Regions from separate parts of the Homo sapiens genome. Here region 1 is linked to region 2. The links are chromatin loops, found by intact Hi-C in ENCODE. Cell type or tissue: heart left ventricle. All regions are shown on one strand.

The links. A loop is a pair of places that touch in the nucleus more often than their neighbours do. Peaks named below come from ENCODE experiments on the same cell type or tissue, not always from the same donor. Only the 100,000 strongest peaks of a DNase experiment are listed, where the experiment ranks them.
Region 1: a loop joins it to region 2, with 4 times the contacts of the local background. A loop is called at or near these places in 1 of 110 quality-filtered maps.

The regions. Positions count from the first base shown.
Region 1 is chr10:72,243,228-72,245,727 of GRCh38, reverse strand. No RefSeq gene overlaps it. Among named protein-coding and RNA genes, the nearest start is that of ASCC1, 28 kb to the right of the region's middle. RefSeq lists an enhancer at 276-355. In heart left ventricle, a CTCF peak has its summit at 1,511 (motif pointing left); a DNase peak (open chromatin) is centred at 1,886; H3K27ac peaks cover 2,319 bases.
Region 2 is chr10:71,760,687-71,763,186 of GRCh38, reverse strand. All of the region lies in intron 38 of CDH23 (cadherin related 23), which reads right to left. VSIR (V-set immunoregulatory receptor) reads left to right here. Exons shown (of 7, transcript NM_022153.2): 2 at 1,161-1,589; 3 at 2,263-2,319. Among named protein-coding and RNA genes, the nearest start is that of VSIR, 12 kb to the left of the region's middle. In heart left ventricle, CTCF peaks have their summits at 1,316 and 1,518; a DNase peak (open chromatin) is centred at 1,346.

The sequences.
Region 1 (2,500 bases), 480 kb before region 2:
AGCAGCCTTTCTTTTTTTTTCCTTTTTTTTTTTTTGAGACAGAGTCTCGCTCTGTCGCCCAGGCTGGAGTGCAATGGCGTGATCTCAGCTCACTGCAACCTCCGCCTCCCGGGTTCAAGCAATTCTCTGCCTCAGCCTCCCCAGTAGCTGGGATTACAGGCACCCACGACCACGCCCAGATAATTTTTTTGTATTTTTAGTAGAGACGGGGTTTCACCATATTGGCCAGGCTGGTCTTGAACTTCTGACCTCGTGATCTACCAGCCTCAGCCTCCCAAAGTGCTGGGTGTGAGCCACCGCACCCAGCAGAGGCAGGGTTTCACCATGTTGACCAGGCTGGTCTTGAACTTCTGACCTCAAGTGATCTGCCCGCCTCAGCCTCCCAAAGCGCTGGGATTATACACCTGGCCTGGCCTAACTCTTTTAAGTGGAAAGTGCACTGTGGCCACAGAGTCAGCAGGGTAGAAAAAGAGACTGCAATAACTCAGAATGGGAGATTGCTTATCTGCAAGAAATTCCCCTTTGCAGTTGGAGGAGGAGTTGATCCCCAGGGTCAAGTGAAGCTGCAGACTTTTGGGACTCAGCCTCTGTTTTCCTATTTGCCTAATGAGGACACTCCTTGGCTGGCAGGGTACCAGATAAGGCTTAACTACAGGTGGTGTCAGGGCCCTGTGCTTTCAGATAGCAAGGCTGCCTTTCTCCTTGATCCTTCATTCTCCTCTTCCAGAATCTTTTCTAGCCCTCGGGATGGATACCTCTGTGTTGAGAGATGCCTTGGGGACAATGTTCTGCCTTCTTCCCGGCTCCTGAGTCAGGTTTCTGGAGGCCATGGAGTCTTATACTCCAGCTGTGGTCTTGGGCTGCTCCTGAGAGTCTGATTTTCCTTTTCATTATCAGGAGTGCAGGCAAAAAGCATTCTCTAGCCTTGAGCATTGGAGCAGGATTACAGAATGAGCCCTGAGTCCTTTCTGGGGAATGACATTGGCCTGGGATGGCAAAGTCCTAGGTTGTCCTCCGATCATTGTGTGTTTATTTTGAAAGCTAAGTCACTCTGACTTTGTAAGATATTACAGATTGACTCTATTTTGGAGACTGCAGAAAGTTAAGTGGGTAGAGTATGACTTGAACAGCCCCCCAAACGTAACCTTTCGGTTTGCTAAACAAATGAAATGTCTGTGTTTGTTGGTTTATCTTCAAATATATGTCTGGAGATTTCTGAGAACAGAGAGGGAGAGAAAGAGTGTGGGAGTCTACTTCAGGCTTTCAGGGCCCAGGGCAAAAGGGAGGAGAAGCCATATGGGGGAAAAACATCTTTCCACAATGTCCATATACTTTAAATGTGATACTTCAGGCTGTCTGTTATCCTGGTTTTGGCTCAGAGCCCAGAAGGAAGGCTCCTTCGATAATTCTTTGCGTGTTTAGGACATATGCCTCTCCCTTAAAGTAAATAAATAACTAAAAATCTGTGAATGCTGTCTGCAGTCACAGCAAAAATACTGCTCACCACCTAGTGGTCTGCAAAAATCACATTTGCTGCATTATACCAGCCGATGGGTCTAACCCTTCCAGGCCCAGCCGAGCCTGCTTTCTAAGTTATTTATTGTGCAAGTTGGGATTCTTGGCCTCTTAGGCGTCCCTGGCTCTTTCTGAAGAATGTGCTTTGGATGGAAAGTGGAGTGTGGTGAACAAGGCTCAGACAATCTGGTTCTTGCTTCCTTCTCCTGAGACTTCTCACCACACCCCCGTTTACGTGCTGTGCTCCATCCACACCAAATGAGCTGCAGTTCCACATGTGTGTTCCAAGGGACCTGGAGTTCCTGACTTTGCACATGCTGTTCCCTGTGCGTGGAACGCTTCTTTGGCATCTTTCCCTTTGTGTGTGGCGCGCTGTCTCTCATCATCATGTTCAAGAGCAGGCTCGCCTTCTCTAGGAAAGGCTCCTTGTCATCTCCTCGGCATTCCCACTCCCAAGTCCTCTTGGCTTCCATGGCAGCCTGTACAGACCAGGGCCATGGCCTTATCCCACGGTATATATTGCACGCGTCTGTTTACTCCTCTGCCTCTTCTATGGGTCCAAGAGGCTTCCAGATCTGACTACATAACTGTCATGTGCAACCCCCCTTTCCCTTAGACCTACTAGACCCCAGGAATGAAGCCAGGATTCTGCATTTTTTATTTTTTTCAGCTTAATTCTGAAGAATGCCAGGTTTGGAAACTATTGCCCTTTTTTTTTTGAGACGGAGTCTCGCTCTTTCGCCCAGGCTGGAGTGCAACAGTGCGATCTCGGCTCATTACAACCTCCGCGTCCCGGGTTCAAGCAATTCTTCTGCCTCAGCCTCCCAAGTAGCTGGGACGACAAGCGTGCGTCACCATGCCCGGCTAATTTTTGTATTTTTAGTAGAGACGGGGTTTCACCATGTTGGCCAGGCTCATCTTGAACTCCTGACCTCGGGTGATCCATCCACCTCGGCCTCCCAAAGTGCTGGGATTACAGGCGTGA
Region 2 (2,500 bases):
CAAATAAATAAATAAAAATAACACCAACGCATAATAATTATAGCTATCCCTCAGATGTCTGCAGAGGGCATTAGAGCTCACATCTTGTGTTCTCATCTTTCCCTCATCTAGTCCTTTTGCAACCCTGCATTGTAGCCAATAGTTTTCTCACTGCACAGAGGAGGAAACTGAGGCTCATACAGTTAGATAGAAACGCGGCCTCTATCCAATATTCTGTTTTCAAAAGCTCATGGTTTTGAGGGTCAACCCAATTAAATGCTGGAGGATTGGGATAAGGCAAAGTGGACCAGGGAATTGCTTCATTTGCTTGGTGAAAAAAACCAAACAGAACTAGACAGTTTTCTAAGTTTGGCTGGAAGGACGTGCATGGATGAGATGACCTTTCATATACTCTCTGTCCCGGTCCCTCAGACACTGGGTTTTCCCATTTTCACACTATCTTGCCTAGGACACCCTTTCTACTGGCTGAAATCCTATCTATGCACCAAGTCCAAAGACTCTCCCTCCTTCAGGAAGTCCCTGACTGTCCCCAGAAGGCTGTTTCCTCCCTCCTCCAAGTGCCCTGAGGGCTGGCATTGGATTGCCTTTGCCATGGGGTTCTGCTGTCGGGAATGCAGGCCTCGTCTGCTCAAGGGGAGGCCATGCATTCAGCATGCAGGTGAGATGCAGCACCTGGCCCAGGCCTTGCACACGCAGGTGCTCTCTTAGTGCTCCCTGGCAAGGATGGGAAGGCATGTTCAGTCCTAGGAGTAGGAAGGGGCAGAGGTGTTGATGGCCCCTACAGAGCGGCCAAGGACAAGGAGCTGCTGTTCGAAACAGCCTTCCTGCTCCCCAACCTGCCTCCCACCCAACAGGTTTTGCATATACTCTACTGGGAAGAGGGACACACCCGACTGCATCACTGCCCTCCAAGTCTCTCCCTGCCCTGTCCAGCATCCAGGAGCACCCCTAGTTGGGGAAGCTTCTGTGACTCCCCCTACAACAGCCTAGGATGGAGTGGGGTTTGTGAACAAATGCAGAAGGCAGTCTTAGGGAGGTCAGCTGACATGCCCCTGGCCTGTGGCTGGGAAGTAGCAGAGGCTAAGGTTCTTCCCCGCTCTGGGGTTGCCAGGAGTAGCACTGGATCAGTCAGGTGACAGGGCTCTCCTCTCTCTGAGCAGGTCCGGTGGCAGCCTTCAAGGTCGCCACGCCGTATTCCCTGTATGTCTGTCCCGAGGGGCAGAACGTCACCCTCACCTGCAGGCTCTTGGGCCCTGTGGACAAAGGGCACGATGTGACCTTCTACAAGACGTGGTACCGCAGCTCGAGGGGCGAGGTGCAGACCTGCTCAGAGCGCCGGCCCATCCGCAACCTCACGTTCCAGGACCTTCACCTGCACCATGGAGGCCACCAGGCTGCCAACACCAGCCACGACCTGGCTCAGCGCCACGGGCTGGAGTCGGCCTCCGACCACCATGGCAACTTCTCCATCACCATGCGCAACCTGACCCTGCTGGATAGCGGCCTCTACTGCTGCCTGGTGGTGGAGATCAGGCACCACCACTCGGAGCACAGGGTCCATGGTGCCATGGAGCTGCAGGTGCAGACAGGTGAGGGCATCCTGCACGTGACAGCCTGGCGTGTGTGGAGGGCTGCCTGTCTGATGGTGTGACCATTCATGACACTGTGCTGGGCAGAGTGTGAGGCTGCATGGGTAACACTGGCACTCCAGGGAGTGTGTGGGTGAGATGGGGTGGTCAAGGGTGTGTGGAGTGTGGGTTTGTAGTTAGCTGGAGTGATGGAGAGGGAGGGTGTACCTGGCTCCATTTGTGACAGTGAGACTTTTTAATGTGTGAGGCTGTAGGTACCTGGGCTGGGAGTGTGACTGCTCATGATGACATCATGGCTGCTGTGGGTATAGGCATCAGTGGGACTGATTGGTGCCCTGGGGCATGACTCAGTGGATGGCTGAATGGCTGTTGGAGAATATATGCGTGTGTGTGTCTGTCTGTTCAGGTGAGAGTGCAAGGGCCCATGGTTCGGATAGAGGTGTGGGCACCAGCGGGTATTCACATGCCCCTGGGAGTGGCATGAAAATGGGCAGGGTGAGAACATGCCAGGGTGTGTGTGGGTGCACACGTGTGCAGGCTGCCACTGGGCCAACACTGCCGAGTAGGCACTAGCGTGAGAACCTGGGGCAGGAGGGGGACACTGGCCTGGACAAGCCTCCCTGGCCTCCTGGGCCTGACACCCACCTAATGGCCCTTCTGTTTGTTCCCACAGGCAAAGATGCACCATCCAACTGTGTGGTGTACCCATCCTCCTCCCAGGATAGTGAAAGTAAGGGACCAACCTCTTGCCCCTTTTGGGTTCTCTGTTTTCTTCTGTCCTCATCCTGCACCCAGACCCTGTTTGGAACTCTGGCCTCATCACCCCAAGCCCTCAGAACCCCCCGGTCCTCCTCCTTTTCTGCTGCTGCACATCCCTTCTGCTTCCTCCTTGGTGCAATCCCCAGAAGCCC